Linked DNA regions of Mus musculus: regions 1, 2, 3 and 5 are each linked to region 4. A link is a loop called in an ENCODE intact Hi-C map of the cell type or tissue named here. Cell type or tissue: left cerebral cortex. All regions are shown on one strand. Region 1 overlaps Mipol1 (mirror-image polydactyly 1). Region 2 holds the start of Pax9 (paired box 9). Region 3 has its middle 71 kb from the start of Sfta3-ps. Region 4 holds the start of Foxa1 (forkhead box A1). Region 5 overlaps Slc25a21 (solute carrier family 25 (mitochondrial oxodicarboxylate carrier), member 21).

Region 1 (5,000 bases), 260 kb after region 4:
TCTGTCTGTCTGTCTGTAAGTCAATCTTTGCCATCTGCACATCTCTGAGCACTGCTCTCTCTGCAGATCTGACTTGTGCCCCTCAAGAGTTGCTCTGGGTGTGCCTTACTGTATGCATGCGTCTGTTTTTCCTTCTGTCTCGGTCTGTTCCCTGTGTTTCTCTTGTTGTGTACCCTTCCCTGTCCCTATGTACACGTTTATCTCCCCATCCCCCAATCTTCCACTCGGGGTATCTTTTGCCTCTTCGAGTTGCTATGCTTTTCTGTGTATATATACACACCTGTGCCTTTCTGTTTTGTGTACTTTCTTCCCTTTCTCAATTTCACTGTATATTGCTGTCTCCTCCACGATGTGTGTCTCTCCTACTCCGGTATCTCTCCTTTTCTTTGAGCCACTTTGTCTTTCTTTCTGTGCACCTCCACGTGTATTCCTCTGTTTTTCTGAGTCTTCCTCAAGTATGTCCCCTCCTCTGTCTTTCCCTTAGTGTGCCTCCACACGTCTCTGTCTCAATCATTGCCCCAGACACCTCCATCCTTTTATGTCTACATATTTCTTTTTCTATGTATCCTTTTTTCTCTCCTCTTCTTGAAGTCTTTTCTTTGTCTTTCTCTTTGTGAGCACATATGATTCCTTTGGGGTATTTGTGTATGTCTCTGTGTCTTTCTGTGCATCTCTTTTGCAATAAATCTCTTTGTGTGGGTCTCCTTTGTGTCTGTGTGTTTGTGTGTGTATATGTGTGTGTGTACATGTATGTGTGCAGGTACATGAGAGTGTGTGTACTTGTTATTTTAGAATAACATATTGGTAGGACAAACGCACTTGGTTCCATGCCTTGAACTGGGCCCACACCAAGTGCTTGATTGTAATACTGAGAATCCCACCTTCTGCCCAGCCCTCCCTCCGTGTGCACTTCTGCTCCTGTTTGCTCTGGCACTGTCTCTGCTTTTGGCTCCAAGACTAAAGCTAAAATAAAGCCATCTCTAGATAAATAAACTTAAGATAATATATCAAAATACTCCTAAATCTTACCTTTATTTAACATATTTACAGGATAAATGGCTTTCTAAAACATCTATGGTAGGAAAATTAACTGTCTTTCAACAGGTGAAATTAAGTCTTTTTCTCAGAAAAATGTTATTTCTTCACAGATATGTTTTCATAAATACAGATTAAGAATGTTTTACACACTCTTCCTTCTTGAGTTATATAATTTATTTGACTTACTTCTCCAACTACAACCTCATGTGTTTAAAAACTTTATTATTTATGCTATAAACTTTATATCTAAAACTTCAAATTTATTGATTTGAATGTACTACACAAGTATTCATATAAATCACTTATGACCTATAATAGAAACTTGAGATTGCAATTCTATATTTTTTAAAATCATATACTTATGAAATCATTGGGATTTTCTTTTGTATTTGTTTAATAAACATGATAAAAATACAGGTTTTGCTTCCTTCCTTCTGATTTTTCTTTTATCATCCTTTCTTTTTAAAGGAGAATGAAATTAGATTTACCTCATAGCTAGAACCCTGTGTTCTTTAAAAAGTACTTAAATAAAGCTGTAGTAAGCTTCTCCTTTTCCAATTTTCTCTAAATATGTTGATCTGGAGTTGGCAATCTTTTTCTAAGTTCCTCATTTACTTTTGGATTAGCTGAAAATATAGGAAGTTATTAATATCAGAGAAATATGTTCTAGTCAATGAAGCTATTTCCCTACATATTGCCCAAAAAGGTTAATAATAATTGCAGTATTTTAATAAGAGATTCATATAGCAAGACATGTAGAAAATACAGTCTTTAATAACCTCTGGAGTATTTTAAAGCATGTCTTACAGGCCTTAATGTGCTTAGTAATATACTATTTAAAACCATAATTTTATCCCTCTGCAATATACAGTCACTCTTCCTCATCATTTACCCAGCTAATGAATGCCAGCAATTAGTAAAATGTAATCCCATTGCACAATCATTTTAATGCTTTTAGCACTCAGAAAAGTAAACACCAAATTAATACTGCTCAAGCCATATCAGATCCTAGTTGGAAGCAGGCAATTATAGTTCAGCTCCTCAGGTGTAATTAAATGATTGGAATGATTTAGTTCCATAAATGCAAGTTAATTCATAAGCAAGCAACAAATATACTGGGAGTAATTACAAGAAACATTGACAGCCTAAGCAGGGCAGGTTTTTTAATAAGCCTGATGTAGTAAAATGCTGCCCTCTCCTGGGCAGATAAGTGAATTTCTCAAGGCCAAAGATTTCCACTTAAAAAAGTAAGTAAATGGCATGTTAATTTTTGACATTGTTTTGTATCTTGCAAGCCCAGTAAATATACTGTAGTAGAGCAATTTATAGTCAATAAAATTAATTCTTTCCCCAGTAAAAACCTTCCAGTCTGAACCTCAAACGTCCTAAGCAATTTCCAAACTAGAAGACAGCATGCTGTATAGCACTGATGGACTGTAAGCGAGCCTTCTGGCACCCACTGGGATGCCCATGCTGGCTGTATATGTCAGGACTAAGCTATGCTTTCACAAGCTGCAAGAGTTGTGTGAAAAATGTAAATTGACTTGGTGTATTACGACTTTAGATCATGGCCTAAAATTGCTTTTGTTCAATAAGATAAATAAATGACTGGCAGAATTGTCATAACAGTAATTTTAAGAATTATGCATACTTGTATGTGCATTGGTACCATGCGTGTGTACATGCCTGTAGAGACCAAAAGAGAGTGTTTGCTGATGCCTTGGGGCTGGAATAGCAGGTAGTTGTTAGCTGCCCAGGCAGGTGTTGGGAACCAAGCTCAGGTCCCCTGGAAGAGCAGCAAGTGCTCTTAACTATGGATCCAGTTAACAAGCATGGGAATAATTTAAAACATAAAAAATAGGAACAGTACAGTAAATGCTGGTCTTATTTAAAGAGTTCCCAACTTTTTACTTCTTACCCTAAAATTAAGGAGGAGCCAACTTAAGATGATGATCCTTAATGTCACACATTTAAGAACCTTCCTTATTATATTTTAAGAATGATACAGTCAATGTCTAAGTTAAGACATCTATTTATAGCACAAGCTCTAACCTGTATCCCTTTGCATTTTCTGCAGGACTGGATGTGTTCTCTAATAAAATTCTGCAGTTACCACAAATGTTTGTCTTCAATAAATGCAAACAGATAATGTTTACCACTACACCGTCATCCTTTGGGAAGGTAAAAACTTCTAAGCCAATGCACTTCTAATTTGCTCTCAAATGCATTAAAATCAAATTCAAAATAATTTCTTATGTAAACTATAAAAATAAATCAAAATATTAGAATGTCCTGCCACTAAGTTTAAAATGTACAGCACATTTTCTTTGACCTTGATGTCAGAATCTTATTTCCCAATTCATATCTTGTACACTGTAAGTTAATTGCTTCTGGAAAGTACTTATTATTCATGTAAAAATTAATGTGCCAATGTGTTTAAATCCTCTTAAATGACCATTCATGCATCTATCTTCTTTAAGTACCAATGAAATCTGTCAAAAGACATCAATGCAAAATGATCTCTAAGAAAGTTTTAATAGAGATTTTTTTTCTGCTAACACGATTTTCATATTCACCAACTTTACTTAAATTCCATTAATTTTTTAAGCTACTTTTAATAAATTCACCAAGTAAAAATTTTAGGCCTCATAGTCTGTCATTTGTGTTCCAGCTGACATTATGAATATTAATAACTGTGTTATCCTGATTAAATAGGCTTCATATGAAATCCCTGTAAACCCTATAGCTCAGACATCTCATTTTTCCAACTCTTTATGAATTTGGATTCAGACATTAAACTGGAAAAATCTTAAAAAGCAGATTTAATGGCACATTTGCATATTCTTAAGCAAAAATTAGATGTTTTAGAGATCCAAACAATTAAGATATCCCTATATACTGTAACAGGAATATATGTCTATGAATGTATAACATATTTTACCCTTCTATCCTTTTGAAGCTTAGGGTTAAGGATAATAAAATACTGATTATTGTCCTTAAAAACTTCCTATTAACAACGTAGTTTCAGAAAAATATAGATTTACATTAAAGATAATTGAATTATTTTAGAGTAGACAATCAGATAAATTCGGTATAATAAAAAATGTTAACTTATAGACAATAAAAGTCAATTGCTTAATTATTAGTAATTTCAATAAGCAAAGTAAAATTAACTTCAACCAAAATTATAAGTTGTACTAGAATTGTTCTTGAAAAACTAACAAAATGAACAGTATAACATTAGCATTTGTTAGTTAAAGTCTCCATCTAAAATTCCTAATCTCAGTTCTCCAAGTTACTTTGAATTCTCCAATGAATGAGTTTTGTTATGAAGAATAAAAGAAAAATAAAAAATTAAGCAAATGGTCCACCCCCTTTTCTCTTTAAATACATGAAAATCTCAGTTGTGACACAATCACCTACACATAAAAATGTAAATTGAAAATATTTAAACAAACATCTCTGTGCTTTCAAATGTGACTACCTGTGTTTACTCAGCATTAAAACACTTCATGAGAGAAAATTTGTTCATAGACTAGTCTTAAATTTCAGATTTGTCTAAAAAAAAAAATCAAAGTAATTCTAACATTTGACCTTTAAAAGTTAATACTATATTTTTATAGAGAAGGGTTTTTTAAATGGGATCTCAGTCTCCAGTGTTACAGCAACCAGGATTTTTTAATTATGCATATAGGTGTTTTGTTTGCCTGTATAAGGGCATGCATGCCTCAATCCCTACTGAGGCCAGAAGAGGCATCAGATCCCCTGAGACTGAAGTCTTAGATGGCTGTCAACCAGCATGTGGGTCCTGGGAACTGAACCCAGTCCCCCGAAGAGCATCCATTGCTCCTAACTGCTGAGCCATCTCTCCAGACCCTGTAGAGCTTTTAAAAAGTATTTTAAATATGAAATAACTTTTCTTCAAAACAACTACAATTTCACAAGGATTTTGGGGTTTTCTG
Region 2 (5,000 bases), 850 kb after region 4:
GGTACTGGGGTTCCCGAACGCGTGCAGGAACCCACTCCGCTCTGCACACTGCCTCTGAGCTCCTTACCTTGGTCGGTGATGGAGCGGATGCCCAGAATGTCCGTGACGGAGTGAGAGGAGGGCCAGGTGCGCGGCAAGGCCACCGATCCGGGGATGGCCGGCACCCCAGGTGGTGTAGGCACCTTAGCTGCTGCCGCCGTGATGGGACTGGGATATGAGTAAATGTGGTTGTAGGGCAGCGCGGGCTGCGGCGCGGGCTGGTGCTGCTTGTATGAGTCGTAATGACCCTGCTGGGCCAAGTTGCCGATCTTGTTGCGCAGAATACGGCTGATGGAACTCACCGAGGGCACGTTGTACTTGTCGCACACGCCATCCGCCAGCAGGCGGTCCCGGATCTCCCAAGCGAAGATGCCTGGGTCCCTCTGCTTGTAAGTCCGGATGTGTTTCACCACAGTAGGGGTGGTGACCCGGGGCTTGCTCCCCCCAATAGCTCCCGGCAAAATCGAACCGGTCTCGTTGTAGCGCGCCAGGATCTTGCTGACGCAGCCGTGCGAGACCCGTAGCTGGCGGCTGATGTCACAAGGTCGGATGCCCAGTTGGGCTAATTCCACGATGCGAAGCCGAATGGCGTTGGGCAGCGGCCTTCCGTTCACGAACACTCCTCCCAGCTGGTTCACCTCCCCGAAGGCTGGCTCTGCAAAAGGAGCACAGAGCGCGCCACAACGCGCACCAACTGCTTGGGACAGCCGCCTGCCACTCGGCCTCCAAGAGCGTCCAGGGGCAGGGTTATGACACCCTTCTATAAGGACTGGGGTTGCCCCGAAACCAGACTGTTCCGGCCTGAGCCAAACGTCTCAAAACAAGCTGCGGCCAGACCTCGCTCCTACTTTGCGATTCCCAACAACAAACAAGAAGAGAGACCCAGGGCAACTCCGGACACTTAAAACTCTCCGAAGCAGGCGGGGAAATCGGTTCTGAGGCTCCAGCGCGCCCCTCTTTGCCTGCCTGGTACCAAAACACTCGGCCCTTGCTCCCTTCCACCGCCTTACCCCTCCCTTCTGCGGGGTTAGACGCAGTCCAGAGAAAGCTGGGGGGGGGGTGTTTTTGTTCTGTTTTGCTTGCAAGTGTAAACACGTGTGCAACAAAACTTGGATTGACACTGGAGCTGCGAGATTCGCCAATGCCACGGCCCTCTTCCCTTAAATCGCAAAATGGCATCAATTGTCACCCAGTGGCTCTCACAGAACCCTTTCCGCCACTGACCCTTGGAGGGTGCTTACAGCTCGACGGACGCAGTCTGAGTCAATACAGCGCGGTGGCGCGCCTCAGCTCCCTCCCTCTAGCCCTCGCCTGCTCGCTCCCTCCCTCCTCGGATCTGACAACGTCCCCCATCAGCCACTCACCCATTGCTCTGAGCAGTACACCAACCCGGCCCCAGTTCCGCACTCCCAGAAAGAAACTTTTTTCTTGTTCTCACTGAGCCGGCCTGTCGCTGCTCCAAGCCGAGGGTGCCTTGGCTTCTTCCCGGGAGGAGGCGACAAGAGTGCCAAAGGAAAGAGTAAAAGGAAGTCTGTGCCGGGCTGAAAGAGGCTTGAGTTCTGCATTTCAATCTAAGCAGCAACGTGGGCTGGGCTGAGCAGGGCCGGGCGGCTCAGTCTATCACTCACTTGTGACACACCCCAAAAGAGGTGGGCCCGCGAGCAATCTGCGTTGTAATTGGTGCAGGCCGGTGAGTGACAGCTCAGTCCGGGAAACTCCTTCCGCCGTCTGTTTCTGGCTGGCTCCGCACCTGGGTGACTAAATACAATGAATAAGAGTGTTTGACGTCTTCCCAGGGGCGCCGCAAACAGAGTGCAAAATCAAGCTGATAAAAATGCTGAATAAGCGAACAGAAGCTTTGGTCTCGGTTTGAATAACTTTAAGTGGGTAGAGACCGAGGACACCTTTTGGGGAAGAGATGAATTTGTCAAATTAAAGTTGGAGGTTAGAGCTCTCAGAGAACAAGTGGCACGACCCTTAAGGGATGACTGAGAACTACCTGTCATGCTGACCTTTGGGGACTGTCAGAATCTTGTCCACAAATTCTATCTCCTTCCAGTTCACTCAGGATGGGGAGAAGTCGAGTGGAGGAGGCGCTTGAGGTGTAAGGACAAGAGACTCCTTCCCGTACCCCGCCCGAAGTGGTTAGTCCAGCAGTGAGGGGCTAAACCTCAGTCAAGCAGGATCCTAGCAGAGGCCAGGTGCAGTGAGGAAAAAAAAATTAAAAAACCAGACTAAAGAGGAGCACAGGACGTCCACGGGGAAGGAGGGTTGATCCCCGGAGCGCTGGTGGCAGTGGCCACGTCCATCCCATCCCACCCCCTTGCATCACTCACCCAGGGTCCTGGTTTCCGTGTGTAAGAATTTGCCAGGGTTCTCAACACCATAGAGCCACCTTGAAAGGTTTGATTTTAAATATGAAAGTCAGCCCCAAGGAGGTACCCGCTGACACTGCCTCTGAGCATCTGTATGTAATTCCCCGCGACTTCAGCTTAGCTACCACAGATGCTGTGTGGTTCTGCCTACCTGGGGATTTTTCACTTTCATTCACCCAAATCCGAAACGGATAGAAGAGTTTGGGACAGAGAAATGCATTTCTTTATGGAGACAAGGTTGTGACGTATGTGGACGAAATAAGGAAGAGAAGCATTGTGAATGGATTCGGGTATTTGTGTGACACCGGAAAGTGGATGATATTACTTCGTCTCCATCACAACAGCCCTCTCTTTAACACATATCCAGGATGTAGGTGATGCGCGCACTCTCCCGAAGGTTCTGCACACAAAGAAATCAGAGGAATCCCGATGTTCACCAGTAAATGACAAGAGCCCAGGACGTCTAGTAATCAGTCTTGGAGCTGACCATTGATCTCCAGGCATCTGCTTCTGTGGTGGGTGTGCACCCTGAATTCAAGTTACAATCAAGTTAAGGATTGAAAGATTACTTCAAATGTCTTTTATTGCAGTCAGGTATTTCCACAATGAGGCTTCACAAATAGAAATACTTGAACATAGCCCCCCCCCCCCTTTATTTGTTGGTTTCAGATGTTCAAAGTCATTTCAAGGCTCGACTTTGTGGTTTCATCCTTGTCTCCGCTCAATACTTGTATTGCGTAGTCAGGTGCTTTATAACAAGGAAAGCCAAGATTTCAGAAGCACCCCCAGCCCCATGCTATAGTATAAATTACTTGCAACTCAGAGACTGAGTGGAGATCAGAACTTCGCCTGAGACTTGCTCACAGAAGATACTGTGCTCTGCTCCGTGATGAGGAACCTTCATCCTCACGGGCAAGAAGTGTTCTCTGAGTGTGCTCTTTGCTCTACTTCCGTGCACCCACTGAGTATTTCACACCCTTCTGAACTGGTGTACAGAGATAGTGCCCCAGCCCGTGTGGACTAGCAAGATGTGGTGTCCTAATGAGAATCTAGCTACATCAACCCGGAGTGATCAAGAGACCTGTGTGTCTAGTTTGGGGTTTAGTACATAACATCTACTGCCGCCCCCTTTAGCTGTCGCACACCTCCCTTGCTCTTGCACAGGTCTACTGTTGGTCATCTATCGGTTTTTTTTTTTTCTTTCTATCTGTTGGACCTGGCTGTTGGTGATCTCCCTGGGCATGCGCGGACAGCATTTTACTGGGTCTCCTCAGTGTCCCTCAGGCTCTCCTACCAGAATATTCTTGGAGGCCCAGAATAAATCAACCTTGGGCACTTTGGGCCACTTTCAGCGCCCATGACCACCCGGTGCTTAGAGACCTTATAAACCGAAGATGCTGGAATAGAGGAGAGCCATGTCATCTCCAAGAAGGGGCCTGTGAGGAAACTCCCCTTCCCAAGCAAGGGCACACAGTGCCCTAGGGATCAAGTAGCCACAGATCCCAGGAGTCTTAGCAAAAACCAGGAGGGCGGAGATGTGTGAGGTGAGAGACAAGAAATGAAGGAGTGGGTAGAAGAGGGTAGGAGATGGAGAAGAGAGCCCTCCAGTGAGCCCTAGTGGACATAGAGATGCAGGACTTCAAGAAAGAGCAAGGGTCACTGAGGTCCAGGGCCCCTGGTTACTGAGATCTGGATCCAAGAGGTCATGGGGGAATCAGGAGAATTTTTACTGAAAGGAAAAATCTAAGACCAAAACCAAAACACAACCAGAAAGGCCTGCAGCTGGCTCGGGCCAGAAGGAAACCAAAAGCCTTTCTCTAAACTCCAAGGCCTCCTCTGGGGCGACCCCTTCTCTGGGTAAATATTTACTCAGTAGGAGACTGGAAGCTAGAGGACCAGAGGGTGTGAAGGAGGAGGTTACACCAGGATTCTACACACTTGGCACCGGGCAGCCCACTGTGGAAGCCAAGCCCAGAAATGCAGGGGCAGCTAGGCCCGCACAGTGCTGCGGAGTTTTATCTCCAGGGCTTCTCCTCCTCTGTTGAACTCAACCCTGCCTCCAACGACCCAGGCTCGATGCTTGTAAAGTCTTCATAAATCTGTCAGTGGTCCCAATGCCACGGGCCCGCCACTTGCAGTGCACCAAGTCCCTTTGGGCACGAGCGAGGTCTGAGGAGAGATGCGCAGGAAGTGGAATCTAGCTCTTCCCACGGCGGCTCACAGAGTATCCGGGCAGTCGCCGCCGCCATCGGAAGGCAGCACTCTAGGCTGTGTGTGAGCACTCACTTGATCTCGGTGAGTACTCAGCGTCTGTGTCCCTGGAGGTCGACTGCGACCGTGGAAGAGAAAGTAGGGGGAGGCGCGAGAATGGAAGGGTCTCTTTTTCTACTCGCGGTTGAGGTGAACACGGGAGTTAGAGCAGAGTATGTAGGCACCGAACTCTGCAACTTGTCCCCTGCTAGGAGCATACTGGGTCAAGCAAGGTCCAGGTCACTATGCCCTACCGAAGCTCCTTGGGAAGCAGCCAGTGTCCAGGACAGCTCCTGGACATGGATAAGAAAAAGAAAGAAGGAAAGAAAGAAAGAA
Region 3 (5,000 bases), 1.1 Mb after region 4:
CGAAGACAATCATTTCTAGTACCTGTGGTCACCCAGAGAAACCAAAGATTCAAAAAGGTATTTCATCAAGGTTACAATAAATAACCAAACTTCAGTCACTCATTGCTCCTTCAAAATTCACAGAACTTTGCTGAGTGAAATGGTGAGCTCCCATTCAATCTCAGGGAGGCAGAGACAGGCAGATCTCTGTGAATTCAAAGCCAGTCTGGCCTACATAGTGAGAATCTGACTCAAAAAAAAAAAAAAAAAAAAAAAAGCAAATTGTGACAAAAATTACAGGAATTACTACACTCATCCATAGATGAGTTACTTAAATCAGTAAGTTATAATAACAGTAAGTAGCAAATATAATTTTAAAAACATTTTGCTAACTTTACTTCCGTATAACTGGTTTCTTTGGAATCCTAGCTATTTTATTTCCTCATTTGACACTATTCTGAAGACTAAGTGTATAGCTCAAGGATGGAACGGGTGTATTAAACTTGTACACTATCCTGGTTTCAAGAACCAGAACCAATGATAATACTCATACTAATACTACTACTAATAAAGTGTACAGTGTTCATATTAGGAGAGGATTCCAATGTTTGTATACCTACCTAGGTGTGCAAGTACATGTGTGCATAGTGTGTGCACATTCACACACACACACACACACACACACACACACACACAAATACTTGGACGGAAGAAGAGTTGATCTTGTGAACATATAATTTACTTTCCAGAACAATTTCCAAACAAAATGGACACAAACTGACTTCATTATTTCTCTTCTAAATTAACTATAAAAACTACAGGCATTCCTATTATGATTCCAAGTTGACCTTTATAAGTCCACCTAAATTTTACTTCCAAAACAAGTGGAATTCTCTTGAAGTCTGAAACCTCTGGGGAGACGTGGAGAAGTAAAGATGGCTGCAGACATGGTGGGGGCGGGGGTAAGGAATTAAACCAAAACTCAAGGTAACTTTTCATTGTTCTGTTTTTGAATCATCAGTCAGCACCGCTATGAAATCCAACAGCACAAAAGCTGTTTGAAAGAAAATGTTAATTATATAAAATGTGGGTAGCATAGCCAAGCTATGTATTGGATGCAGTTTCTGGGCTCAGGAAAAGATGGTTTCAACTTAACACAGAGGTGACTGATGGACAGGGAATTTTACTCCCCACGCCCCTTTGTCATGTGTGAGCTTCCAAGGGCTTTGGGAAGGAGGAGAGGGAGGCAAGGGGCCTAGAGATGGGATTGAGTGCTGGAAAATGGGTTGCTTGCTGGGTGGGAAGTGGGGGGTGCCTGGGCTTGGCTTGGGAGGATGAGTGGGGGGAGCTGAATGAAAGCCTGGGGGTTGGACCTCGGGAATAAAGCCACGAAAGGACTGGTCTCATTAAAGAATCCATTTCCCATTTTCAGCAGTTTGCTACATTAACAAGCTGAGCTGTGAAAGGATTAGATCCGCTAAGTGAGCGCCTGTTCTGTGCACCATTGCAAAACACATTTCAGAAAGCCGCGGATTCGCCTTAAATGAGTATCTGCTGGAGGAGCAAAGCCCTAGGAAAACAAAGGGGCACGCAGGGGTAAGCTAATAATTCCCGCTGTGCTTTGAGGGCAATGAAATGACTGCAGCCCTGAGAACTTTTTCTCCCTCCCCTGCAGTTGGTATAAACACAAGGGCCATTTTGATGATCGTATTGACACCTTAGCAACAAGTGTTTCCCAGGTGCCAACAAAATGTCACTTCCCTAAGGGTGAAACGAGCCACAAGACGTCCTCCTCAAATATTACTTATCTGCACACATTTAGTATGCACGCCCATTAATCGAAACAATGCGTGTAGATTCATATGCTGCCTACAAATACTCAAACGGTCTAAGAGCAAATCTACCGCCAGCAGCTTCTCCCCACTCTCTGCTTTGACTGGGAGGGGAAAGCCAAGTTTGGAGCTGGGTCTAGCCTGACTCAGGCCTTAACTTGCAGTCTTGCTATTCTAACCCCTTTTCTCGATCTGCTTTTCAGCACGTCTAGGAGCACACAGCTCAGAGCAGCAGGGAAGTTGCTTAGCAAAGGGCCACCCACTTGCCTATTATTCCTTCCTCGCCTGCGACATGACACAAGAACAAAGTAGACATTAACCGCTACATTAAACCCAGAAAGAAAGTAATCAGTAACCTGTTATTCCCTTAATAAAGGGAAACGCATGCAGTGTGAAATCCAGAAGACTAATCAATAGCCGAGGACAATGCAATGTGCCAAACAAATTGCAAATCAATTAGAATCCTTGTTTTCTTTCAAATGGTTCACTATATCTAAAGCAATTACTCCTTCATTAGACCTAATTTAACAGCATGACTGCCTTGGCTACAACTGGCAGCGTCTGGCTATCAAATGGAAGAATGGCAGCTTATTTCTGTCTGTCTGTGAGTCTAGCACCAATCAAAAAAAAATTGAATTCCTTTATAGGAGAAAAACTTTTAATGAATGAATGGATATTTGTTTTAATCAAAATAGCAATACCAGAATGATGTTTCTCTGCTCCCCCGCCTCAGAAAATGGAAAGAATTATTGAATGAAATTAATTTTAAATGTTTTTCTTCATTTAATGTCAGCTTCAAATAGATACCAAAAAAATTGGCATTTTAGTATGTACAGTCCTTTCAGTTCTTCAGACCTTAATATACATCTCATGACATAGTTTCAGGAGTTCTTTTTCATTTGAAGAAATAAAGTTTTTAAGCATTTTGGAGTATTCTAGATAATTATCAACAACAAAAACTCAAAAGTTTTAGTTTGTTTTATTATAAATGCTATTTAAAATCATTTTACCAAGACAGGTTCATCTCTGGGACATTTCAGCCAAGAAGGGTGAATTTTGATGAATTGACAGCCGTAACCACATAGAGCAGCCCCACCACCTAATAAGTCCCTGGCCCCTGGGAACCCCCTCCCTCTCTCTGGCCCCAAGGGATCTGCTTTCTATCAGCCCAATTCACTGCTGAAAACACTTTCCCATTCTGTGGAGACATGGGACTAGAAACATAATTGAAATAGAGCTTAAAAAAATAACTTAGATTGAGGAAAAGGTTGAAGGCATCAAGCAAAGAACTGAATTTAAAGACGATGGACTTCCGAAATCAGATACGCTTGAAGAGATGAAACCATTTCCAAAACTGGATACGACATTCCTAAGAGAACTGAGGAAAAAAAAAACCAAAAACAAAACTTGTTAACCACAACTTGTTTTATATATAAATGTCAGAGCTGGATACTCTTCAAGAAATAGTCACAGCTTCAAGAATTTCTTCCATTTAATTTCCCTATGTTATTTCCCTTTAACCGTAAAAGCAATGGCATTTGGTGATATGAAATAACAATATCACAAAATTATTTAAAAAAAAAAGTAAGGGATTTCATGTGTCCATCCCCCCCCAACCCCCCCAGTAATTTTCAAAGGTACTCAAAGCTGTCACCCATCCAAGGATGTTCTTTACAGCATTGTGGTAAGAGCAAAGCCCTGGGAACCCTAAGCATTCCAGCCTTGAATTAAGTCACACATGAGCCGGACTCCTTTCCTTCCTTTGCTTTCCCTTGTAGCAGCTTTCCTCCCTCCCCTCCCCCTCCCCTTCCCCCTAATCCTCCCTCTTCACCTCACATCAAATGGCTTTTTATTCTCTGTATCCTTCGCCTTTCTTCTTTTTTTCTTTAGAGCTCAGTGCAGAAAAATTCTTGCATTGAGGGCACCCCTATCTTTTGCAGGCCAATCAACCCAGTTCCCATCTCCTACTCCTCACAAGATACTGTTTTCCCAAAGCCCCCACATTCTTCACATCAATCCCCACTACCCCCTGCACCCTGGTTTGCCCTCCTTAACCTCTCACTGTTAACACTGTCACTCAGTCAAATTATATCTTGTTCCTATTGTTTCTGCTAACAGTCATGATTTAACATAGTCTGCAAATCAATTAATCAATGAGCATTCACTGAAGGCCTTCTCCCCACCTCCCCGTCCCCCACCCCCACCCCCACCCCCCATTGGCTGGTTCCAAGTGTAGATTTGTAACTGTAATGAAAAGCGTTTGGATAATGGGAGGGGGTTAGCAAGAGGAAGTTAGGATGTTTAATTACTTTCTGAAGGTGGTTTAGTTTGGAGGTTAGATAAAGCAAAACCTGAGATAAAGAGAAGGGGGACAGGGCATCCCTCCTTCTCACTGTCTCTGTGTTGGGGGTTGGGGGGGGGGGAGAAAAGAAAACAGCTCGGTCCTAGCACCCATGATGCTCCAGTTCCAGGGCTTAGCCAAAATAGCGCATGGTGATCTTAAGAAGATGCTGTGGCTATCTCAGGAGGTTTTGTTTTCTTTCTAAATTTAACCTCTCTCGCTATTTGTGTTCTTCTGATTTGTGTCTGTGGAGAATGTTTGTGCAAAGACACAGAGGTCTCAACTCTCTATGTGTACCCCCATGGCTGTTTGTCACATCTGCAAGACAATGATCAATTTGCTGGTAAATGCACATTTAGGCTAGTTTGTCACCAGGAACTCACCCAGTCCTAGTTAAGAAGGAGAAAAAGCGTTGATCTCCTACTGCTGTTATGGAGACCACTGTACAATAGAGTACTGCTAAATTCTCCTGAGCCCTTCTTCTGAGGAAAGAGGCGACAAACTCCAAACTCTGAGATCAAGGAGAAAAATCTTTTGGTTTTCAGGCAGTTTCCTAAGGAAGAGAAATCATCAGACTTAAATAAGCTCCAACTTTTACAGGTCAATCAACGGGTCTCCCATGTCCTCCACCTCACAAGGTACCGTTTGCTCATAATTTCATAAAGAAAGAACTCCGTGCTCATAATGTTAGATCCTGCAATATACATTAGTATATTAGTATATAAAGCCAACGCTGACAGTTCAAATGGCTTTGCAAAGCTATGCCCTGCCCAACCAGGACCTCTCAGATGGCTACAGTTCCTATGTTTCATGTCACTATTGCACATGGCATGGAGACCTGATTCTTG
Region 4 (5,000 bases):
GTGTTGGGGGGGGGGTAATCTATTTGGAAGACAAGTGAAAACACATTCCTTCACATGAGATTAATTACCTTAAAAAAAAAGCTTTGCAAACCAAGAATATTTTAGTCTCTTGGTGACTTTAAAGTTAACTTGATTGTTTCTAATGGAAATCTAGTATACCTACAGACTGGAGCAACACACAGGAAGGGCCGCACAGTCACACTTACTTCGAAATGCACGAGGTAGTATACATTTTCACGAACACTTGCAGTCAATGGGGGGGGGGGTAAGCACCTTCTCCAAACCTATCACACACTCTGTCTAGCCTAATCTCTTTGGTTAGTCTCTTTCCGCTGGATACGAGGGCAAGCCACTAACTATGAAGAACTGGAAGAAAGCGAGAGACTTTGAGTGGGGGAGAATTTTCCCCATCTACCCAGGACCTTTTGAGAGTCTGATAGCCTAGCCCTGCTCTTCCAGCTCAGAGACGACCAGGCACCTCTGTGGGCTGACTCCAGCTTCAGGCTGGCACCTCATTTAGCGTGGCAGATGCGTTCCAGCACCCAGGCCCATACACTCCCAGTTTATGCCGGTGTTTAGGAAGATGTCCCCTCCCCCTGACCTTTCTCTATCAGAAACCAGACGGTCGCCTCTAGCTTGGTCCCAGAGGCTGTAGAAGGGGGGGAGGAGGAGGAGGAGGAGCCCGGCAGAGAGGCAGGCTTGACTAGGATCCGCCTGCCTTATCACACAAACATCTGCGCGCAGTTTCTTCCTCTTTCTGATCGCTGCAGTTGACAAGGGGAGTGGAGTGGACTGAGGCGGAAAAAAAAAGTTATGTCATAAAAATATAAAACGGTGCTGTGACTCACCTGCTCTTAGCCGCAGGTACGAGTTTCGTGGCAGCGCCTCCGTTCTGCTCGCCAGGAGCCCAGGTCGGCCTAACGTCACTTTGCTCGGCTGACTCAGATGACTGGGTTTCTAGTGACGAGGCAAAAGTGGGGCTTTTCCCCTCTCCAAGCCCCGAAGGCCGGGAAGTAGGGGTAGTCTTCCAGGGTTGAACTTTGGGTCAAGAATCAGGATGAGGGGAGCAAAGGAGCCAAGTGGACCAAGAGCGGAGTCGTAGTAAGGTCCAGGGGGTGGTGAGCACCTCTAGGAGGGAACTCGGGGTCATTCAGCGAGCACGATCCTTGCGCTGTAGCTCTGATGCCACCACCCAGGTCCTTCTCCCGCAGCACAGCTCTTTGGGTCCAGAGCCCTGGCCTGTCCTCCAAGGCACCGCCTATTTTTCCTTTTCTTCTTTTTTTTCCTTTTCTTTTCTTTCTCTTTTTTTCCTTTTCCAAAGGGGGTCACACACACACCCGCCCTATTTTCCTCTTTCCCTAGCCGCGAGGCTTAAACCAATTATACTGCTTTGTAAACAAAGTGAGGGCCAGGTTTGGGGGAGGGGATGGCGGGAGGGGCGCGGGGGGCGCGCGGCGCTGGCGCGGCGGGGCGGGAGGCGCGGCGGCTGGACTGGCGGGCGGCCGCCTCACAGGTGCACCTCGGGCTTTGTAGGTGCGAGCGTCTTTGTGCGGCGGACAAATGGGGAGAGGACGAGGAGGTGGGCACTCCGGCGACGTAAGATCCACATCAGCTCAACTGCACTCGCTTCGCACAGGCCGCCCGCTCACTTCCCGCGGAGGCGCTGCCGGGCGCCGCGCTCCGCGGCCGCCTCCTGTCCCCGGCGCTGCCCCCTCCCGCCGCGCCGCGCCGCCGCCGCCGCGCACGCCGCGCCCCGCAGCGCCGGGCTTCCTCCTCGCCCGGGTGGCGCTGGGCCCTCGAGCGCTCCGGTGACCGCAGCGGCTCCGCGCCCCTCCCCCGCCCCGAGCAGCGCACCCGCCCGTCGCTCCGCACAGGGTTGGATGGTTGTGTCGGCCGGGCTGGCTCCAGGATGTTAGGGACTGTGAAGATGGAAGGGCATGAGAGCAACGACTGGAACAGCTACTACGCGGACACGCAGGAGGTGAGAGGCGGGGAGGCGGTGGGGCGTCCCCAGAGTCGGTGTCCGGGGAGACTCAGGCGAGGTGGGCTCCTGCCCGGACTGGGGCGGGCGGGGTGGGGGCGGCTCGCCCGAGGCGCGGCTTCCAGTGTGGCCCCCACCCGACCTCTCGATCAGCCCGCTGCCCGCTGGGTCCTGGCGCTTGCAACCAGCGGAGAGTTTTGGGAAACTCTGGGCTTTGAAAACACGGGCTCCGGAAGGGAAGCACTTGTCTTTGCCCGCTAGAGAGCCGGGGCTGGAGCCCAGCCCCGGGAGCCGCGGGCGGGCAGGCGGGCTCTGGCTTGAGTAAAGAATAACTGAGAGAGTCGGTGCTCGCTTACCGGGAGGCCTCTCGGTCACACCATGTAATTAGCCGACGTCTTTGGATAAAAATGATCTGTTGCAGAAGTTGGAGTTTTTCGTAAAGAATGATTTCTAAATTTTATAAAACTTAATTCTTCAAAAGCCATTTGTAGAAAAGTGTCTATTCGTTCGTCTCTAGGACCGCTGGGTGGCGCTAGTGCGAACAGAATCTTTTTCCAGAACTCGGGGCCAAGAACCTGTTTCTCTTCATTGTCCCCTTGGTGGCATGTTCACTGGGTTTATTTTACATTGTGCACAAAAGCATTGCGAGGAGAATCAGGTACAGGCAGGGCCACTACCTATTGAAAGTATTTTCTAGAAACAGCTGCCGATTACCTTCAAAAGTGTAATTACCGTTATCGAAAGCGCTTACCGAGAAAGCCTCGTGCGATCTTGGAGAGAGGACTAGAAATAAATCCCAAAGTACTTTAAGATCTGTACAGAAAAGTACAGAGTCCGAAAAGACCTTCGCGGCGATTTATTTATTCGTTTCTGTGTTTCTTTGGGAACCATCTCTTTTTTGAGTCTTCTTTTTGAAATCTATTCATCTCTTATAGTTTCACATGGAGTTACATTTGCTGATGAACATAAATTTAAGGACGTCAATATTTTCTGTTAGATTACCAAATAAGCAGTTATACGTCAGGACTCTTGTTTTTTAGCCACCTAGTTATTATCTCGACTGCTACGGATGGAGATTTCGCTTACCGATAACTTTTAGTAGGCGCTCAGACCACTTTCAGGAGTTTAATTTTGATGCAATCACCTCGGCCCACCAGAGAAGACCCCCATAGAAAGAGCTTTCTTACATCTCAAAGCTGAGAATTAGGAAGCAGAATAGCATTAAGAGAAAGCAAGTAGAGTTTCACTTGGGAATTTTAAGTTGGTCCGAACTATAGCTCTAAAGCCTAGGCTTTGGTGTGAGCAGCAGCAACTATCGGTTACAGGGTGTGTGTGTGTGTGTGTGTGTGTGTGTGTGTGTGTGTGTGTGTGTGTGTGTGAATTGTGTTACCAAAGTTTTCAATTGCCAGAGGACTACAAACAGGTAACAGAATTAACGCGAGGTTTTGTATAGCGTGAAGAGCTATACATGCAAAGTCACGCTAAAGTTAATTGTATGCACCGCGTTGTTCTGGTGTGCAGCTTTTTTTTTTTTTTCATTTTATTTTTTTTCCCAGAACTTTATTTAACTGATAAGTTTGCTTCTTTTTTAAAATACTATCATTGTTACAAGTAGGTGGAAAACATTTCTAAATATAATAACAGAAAGTCATCTTTGGCACCAACTCTTAAGACAAAGCCAGTTGCTGGGAGATGAGTAATTGGGACGGAGGGAGGGTCATATTGACAAATAGGCCAATATGGGTGAGAGTTTAACAGCAGCCAGCACGATGCATCCCGATGTGCGATCAGCGGTGCCTGCCAGCCCTCCACAGGGTGGGTGTCTAGCTGGTACCCGGTTGATCACTCAAGCAGGCCTGTGTGGGTGAAGTGAAGAAGCAGGGGCTCCGACATAAATTCTATTTTCGGAATTTCAAAATTGACCGGGCCAAAAGGCAAGTTGTCTAGGCTGGTCTGGGATTGGATCCTTGGATCTAGCCTGCCGTGGATGAAATGAAGGGACCTTAAAAGCCAGCCCCTGATCCAGGCTTGTAAGGCGATTATGCATCTTCCCGGGGACATATTTTCTGTGAGCATTAATCTTTCCTGCTTGCAGCGCTAGGATTCTCCCCCACGCCCCCGCTATGTAAGCCATCTTTGCGTGGTCAGGAAAAGGCGCCTAACAGTTTGCCCTGGCTGGGGAGTTCCGGAGCTTTGCAGAAATGCTGTTAGCTCGCCCCGGGCTCACCCTGGGCCAGCCAAACTCTGGGGCACACTACTAACCCCGCCCTTCGGGGCCTCTTCCCTCGCTGTCTCCGCTCCAGGCCTACTCCTCTGTCCCTGTCAGCAACATGAACTCCGGCCTGGGCTCTATGAACTCCATGAACACCTACATGACCATGAACACCATGACCACGAGCGGCAACATGACCCCGGCTTCCTTCAACATGTCCTACGCCAACACGGGCTTAGGGGCCGGCCTGAGTCCCGGTGCTGTGGCTGGCATGCCAGGGGCCTCTGCAGGCGCCATGAACAGCATGACTGCGGCGGGCGTCACGGCCATGGGTACGGCGCTGAGCCCGGGAGGCATGGGCTCCATGGGCGCGCAGCCCGCCACCTCCATGAACGGCCTGGGTCCCTACGCCGCCGCCATGAACCCGTGCATGAGTCCCATGGCGTACGCGCCGTCCAACCTGGGCCGCAGCCGCGCGGGGGGCGGCGGCGACGCCAAGACATTCAAGCGCAGCTACCCTCACGCCAAGCCGCCTTACTCCTACATCTCGCTCATCACGATGGCCATCCAGCAGGCGCCCAGCAAGATGCTCACGCTGAGCGAGATCTACCAGTGGATCATGGACCTCTTCCCCTATTACCGCCAGAACCAGCAGCGCTGGCAGAACTCCATCCGCCACTCGCTGTCCTTCAACGATTGTTTCGTCAAGGTGGCACGATCCCCGGACAAGCCAGGCAAGGGCTCCTACTGGACGCTGCACCCGGACTCCGGCAACATGTTCGAGAACGGCTGCTACTTGCGCCGCCA
Region 5 (5,000 bases), 560 kb after region 4:
CAGCTCATTCCAGGGTAAAGGCAGAGTCATCTAGACTCCCACAACAATCCCTCTAAGTCAGCCGTGACGATCATCTTGTCTTGCTACTTGCCACACGAGTGTCCTTCCTGGCTCCTGTTTCTCTTCACTGCCTCTAGGTCAGGACCCACATGTGGCAGGTTTTAGGCGATAACCATTTACACTGCCCACTTACACGGAGCCCCTAGGTTTGGCACAGCTTGCTCAGTCCAGACTTGAAAGTACTGCAAAGTCTAATCAGAATGGCTTCTTGAAAAATGGAAGCAGGACAATGTGTAAATGGTTATCGCCCTAAACACTGGGACACCTCTTGTTACCTCTGGCCACTCTTGAGCAAGTAAGGTTGCCTGAGTAGTGGCAGAAGTGGAGAAGGGGCCCTGGGTCTGTGCTGCACCCAGAGTAGGAGTGTCCTTGTTTCTTTGAAATTGGAATCTAAGAGGTGGTTGGCTCATTCCTTAAAGGAGACCCTTTATTCTCATTAGGATCTCATTAGTTAGGATCAACCTTGCCTCTTCCTTTCTCCTTCATTTTATTGATTATAAATGTAGTGGTGATCGTTTTATATTTGCTACAAAACGTCTCACATACTAGATTTTCAGCGACTCATCATCTTTGCTACAGGGAATTAAGACTAGGTTTCTTAGCCTGCTTTTTGAGTGTTAGTCTTGTATTCACTGGGAAACACTGATGGGAAGTGTGATCTAATGTCCTGCTTCCATTTTCCAAGAAGCCATTCTGATTAGACTTTGCAGTACTTTCAAGTCTGGACTGAGCAAGCTGTGCCGAACCTAGGGCCTCCGTGTAAATGGGCAGCCCTTAACTAAACCAAGTTTACAGGAAGTGATAAGTTTTTACATTTTGAAAGTGGAGAGGATTGTTATTAAAGCTTTGTCTCATTGGGCGTATAGGATAAGACATATGAACCTTAGGTTGGACTATAATTAAAGACAACAAAGCAAGGCTTACCCACGAGCAAGAATATGCTCCTGGACAGTTCTCATGTATGAAGGAAACTTTAAGCCAAATGTCTATAAGAATGCAAGTGCTTGATGAACTAAAGAAAATCTAGCACCAATAAGGGAACACTTACATTTTAAAAATCAAAGTCACCATTCAGTTACAGAAACTTGACTCCCAAATTACCACCATGCAAGCCCAGTATGAATTGGCCCTTCTGTGTCTGTACAGAACAGTTATTACCCACCCACGCCCCAACTACCACAAATATAGGCACAAATTAAAACTTGGGAAACGAACTAACATCCATACATTAAAATCTTTTCTTTAGGGAACCATAGATGCTGGCAGTTAGGGGGGACCCTAGCGTGAGTTTATTTGAGGAGATGGGCTGATGTTTCTCTCCATGACAGATGTAGCAGTTATTGTGTCTTTCCTTCTGTCCGCTTATGAGCCCATTGGTCACTTCTGAGAAAGAAACTTCCACAGAACCATCCTTTCCCCAGTCCCTAGGATGAGAGTTTAGTGGGGATGGGGCCCAGGGTTTACATTTTTCTATTTAACATGTCACAAATGGAAAGTGACTATCCCCCTACATGTAATGTTTGGCAATATTAAAACTCCAAGTTTAGTCCCAACTAGTCCTAAATATTGTTTGGTGACTTATGACCAGATAAAAACAAGACTTCAAGCATACAGCATGCTACTTAATTTCATAACGTTTTTTTGGCTGGTTGGAAAGAGACTAGTGTGATCCTGTTTGGGTAAACATACGATGGAAAAGGGCATTGCATGATCCTTACATTTATTGTGACATTTCCCCGGCTGCTGGTTGCATTCCTCCCCAGCGCTTTCACCACCTTCCAAGATTTCTTTCTTTCCCTGCAGAAGATTAAAGTCACGATATTTTGTTGCATAACTAGACACAATCACTGAAAATACTTTTCATTTGTCTTTCTTTCAAATATGTGTGATAAAAAGCCTAGATTAAAATAATTAAAAAGTTTTCCACAGCAAGCCTCCGAGGCAAAAGCAGAAAACTGTAGTACCGTCTATCTCCACTAGGTGCCAGCACGGCTCTGCTTCCTGTTCCAGTCCCTTCAGGGACAGTTTTCTTACTCCCTGGTTACTAAACTCTTGTACCTGCGCAGAGAGTATTTTTATTTGCTTACTTTGTTCCTGGAATTTTAAAAATTTAGCCAAAATTATTCATATCACAATAACTTATTGCTGAACATTTTAGATAAAAGAATTAAAACAGGTGCTGTCCCATTGAATTCTAGGAATTGGAAAATGAATTTAGGTCTCAAAAAAGCAATTTCCTTTCTTGTTCGACTTTTGTGAGTTTAGTATTGATCATAAAAGACGAGCTACGCTTAAAATAAGTGAAAATAAAGAACATGGGTAATATAAATAAACGGAAAATGATGCTAAAATAGTTGCAACGTATTGAGAGCAAAATTTTCCAAGTTTTGTTTTTGTAGGGTTACTTTCGAAGTTGATACAGTTGTTTATCGCTTGGTGTTGTGAATATAACTTCATACACCTTTGCTTTGTTTCATCTAATTATACTTTAACTTAATTTGGAGAGATTCTCAACATGTCACACATTTTTATGCTAACTTTCGCTTGTTATAGCAGGTTGGAAGCAAACCGTAAAATAAGCATTTAAACCACGCATCACACACGTTTCTAAAAGGTTTCCTTATTTCCCTGAGTTTCTAGAAACAAACCATGAATTTTTTCTAAATTCAATAAAAGTTCGATTTTATTTAATTTTATATATTCTAAACTACACAGGGAGAACACAATATAAAAATTTTATGCAGTAACTAAGTATACACAAAGACCTTCATTTTAGAAATCACCACTAAAGCCCTAAGCAATAGGATAAAATCACTTATCTAAAGCTGGGATCTACGATTGAAGATTTATATTAAAAGTACACGATCTTAATTTGAATTTCTTGGTGGAGTCATCTTGATATTTTAAAAGCTAGTTCTGTTAGTGTAGTATTTCTGTTTCCATTGTCAAATACATAGAAGATATTTTCTCAGCACTATTTTGTGTAATTTAAAAACAAAAAAGTCACAAAATGTGGGCATCTTAAAGTGTATATTTAAACTAATGTAATGAATAGATTTTTTTTTAAATTGATAGAGGATTTCTTTCATCTGCATTATGGGAGATCTGCTGGCTGATCTCCCTGGTTGTGTGCACTTCAGGAAAGACTTTGCTGTGTCCTCCCTGGTTCCACATTACTTCGTTTCTTTGTGTCAGAATTCTTGGTTTTTTTAAAAAAAAAAAAAAAAAAAAAAAAGCTTGGTTTATTCTCTGCATTACTTTCTGAACCTCCGTGCTGACATCCACAGTACAGCATTCTTCTCTTCTTTGGATTCATTTGTTCCTTTGACTCTGCAAAAGTATCTGCGTTCTTAAGAAGGCAAAGGGACGGGATGAAGTGCTGCTTAATCTGAAACAGAGGTCCTTAAACTCCTTCTCAGAAGCAAGATCGAATGACCTAGCCAGTCATTCTAGATCTGCATTTCCTTCCCAGCACTTTTCTTGGGTTTCTCAGATCAGCCCAAATCCTCGTTGGAATACTGCACTCTGTACTTTGTCCTTCCCCAGTATCAGACAATCATGATATGGTCGGGGTTCTTCTATCCAACTTCAAAGATGCTCATCTGTACGTTTGAAATTCTTTGTTGTTGTGTTCAATAAAGAGATTTCAGCGTTGAATTCAACCCAGACCACAGAGTGATTCAATTCATTGTTTTTGATATGTTGCATGGTAAGATATTGTGTAATCAACTTGCTTGTAATTTTGCAACTTATTTTCTTAAAAGAAAAATAGCCAGGCTGTTAACTCTGTATGGTGGTTTGAAAATGCAGGGAGCATCCTGACTTTCTGTTAGATTTCAGCATCCACAATGTAACACTAGTCGTGCCTTTAAAATCAAAATGTTGTCATCTTTACTATTGGCCCACAGTTTTAAAAGTTTTGGTTTAAAACTCTACCTTGGTTTTAAGAAAAATATCTTAACCTACACTCCAAGTTAGTAATTTTTTTTTTAATCTCAAAGAAAATGTCACTAAGACCCTGTGGCTTAGTTCTTTTTAATTCAGAAGTAAACCATGAAAAGAAGTGAGTTGTTTCAAACACAATTTGGTTCTTTTTTTTTTTTTTTTACTCTCAAGTAGTTTAGACACATGGGAAATTGTGACTTAATGTGTTATTTCAAAGCTGCGACTGATAACAATTTTCAAATTTGACCTTATACCAGTATTTTTATGAAGCCGCCACAATAGGCCCTTGGGAGGGCACATTTTAAAACTACATGTATAGACTATGTGACAAAATACACTTGCACATAGATAGGGTGATTTTATAAAGTTGACCTTGGTTACACTGTATGTATGTACGTTCAGTGAATAGAAAGGTCTCATTAGAAAGTGGTATGGGAGAGACACAGATGCGAAAAAGGCATTTGGAATAGCTATAAACTAGATGTCCCTGCTTCTTCTTTGAGTTCACATTCGTAGGAAACAATGCTGTGCATAGCTTCTGATCATTCATTTTACCGTTTTAACGGAGCTTATTTTGTTTAAGGTTTTTGTGCACTTTCCCCCCAAACCCTTTCCATTTTGATTTTATAAACTTAATAAACTGAAAGTTGGAGCCTATTCTCTATCTATCTATCTATCTATCTATCTATCTATCTATCTATCTACCTGTCTGTCCATCCATCCATCCATCCATCCGTCCGTCCGTCCGTCCGTCCGTCCGTCTGTCTGTCTGTCTGTCTGTCTATCTATCTATCTATCTTTTGAGTATTTAAAAAAAGTCTTTTTTTTCCTTTTTTTATGGGACAACGAGGGGCATGTTGCAGCGAATGACACTGGGTTCCGGGAGACTGAGCAAGGGAACCTGGAGATGGCATGTCAGGGAGATTTAGGTGGACAACAAGGTGGCTATGGCTAAGAGAAAGAGGAACACAAATCACGTTTACCTGACAGCCATT

The links. Hi-C counts contacts between places; a loop is a spot of excess contacts. Peaks named below come from ENCODE experiments on the same cell type or tissue, not always from the same donor. Only the 100,000 strongest peaks of a DNase experiment are listed, where the experiment ranks them.
Region 1: it touches region 4 in a loop (4-fold over the local background); 29 of 42 quality-filtered maps call a loop at or near these places.
Region 2: it touches region 4 in a loop (5-fold over the local background); 21 of 42 quality-filtered maps call a loop at or near these places.
Region 3: a loop joins it to region 4, with 2.8 times the contacts of the local background. A loop is called at or near these places in 3 of 42 quality-filtered maps.
Region 5: it touches region 4 in a loop (2.4-fold over the local background); 2 of 42 quality-filtered maps call a loop at or near these places.

What each region holds. Positions count from the first base shown.
Region 1 is chr12:57,278,837-57,283,836 of GRCm38, reverse strand. All of the region lies in intron 1 of Mipol1 (mirror-image polydactyly 1), which reads right to left. Among named protein-coding and RNA genes, the nearest start is that of Mipol1, 51 kb to the right of the region's middle. In left cerebral cortex, a CTCF peak has its summit at 2,235 (motif pointing left); a DNase peak (open chromatin) is centred at 2,217.
Region 2 is chr12:56,692,268-56,697,267 of GRCm38, reverse strand. Pax9 (paired box 9) reads right to left here and starts at 1,797. Exons shown (of 4, transcript NM_011041.3): 1 at 1,404-1,797; 2 at 68-694. The coding sequence starts at 1,407. It overlaps Gm15524 (a long non-coding RNA gene), which reads left to right and starts at 2,501. Exons shown (of 3, transcript XR_003950120.1): 1 at 2,501-4,709. In left cerebral cortex, no CTCF peak of the experiment used is centred here; DNase peaks (open chromatin) are centred at 284, 1,623 and 2,691.
Region 3 is chr12:56,456,169-56,461,168 of GRCm38, reverse strand. No RefSeq gene overlaps it. Among named protein-coding and RNA genes, the nearest start is that of Sfta3-ps, 71 kb to the left of the region's middle. In left cerebral cortex, no CTCF peak of the experiment used is centred here; a DNase peak (open chromatin) is centred at 2,272.
Region 4 is chr12:57,542,645-57,547,644 of GRCm38, reverse strand. Foxa1 (forkhead box A1) reads left to right here and starts at 1,534. Exons shown (of 2, transcript NM_008259.4): 1 at 1,534-1,981; 2 at 4,285-5,000. The coding sequence starts at 1,910. It also overlaps a transcript of Ttc6 not described here. In left cerebral cortex, a CTCF peak has its summit at 2,502 (motif pointing right); DNase peaks (open chromatin) are centred at 2,730, 3,035, 3,804, 4,754 and 4 more places; H3K4me3 peaks cover 317 bases.
Region 5 is chr12:56,983,290-56,988,289 of GRCm38, reverse strand. All of the region lies in intron 1 of Slc25a21 (solute carrier family 25 (mitochondrial oxodicarboxylate carrier), member 21), which reads left to right. Among named protein-coding and RNA genes, the nearest start is that of Gm30001, 88 kb to the right of the region's middle. In left cerebral cortex, a CTCF peak has its summit at 2,030 (motif pointing right); a DNase peak (open chromatin) is centred at 2,033.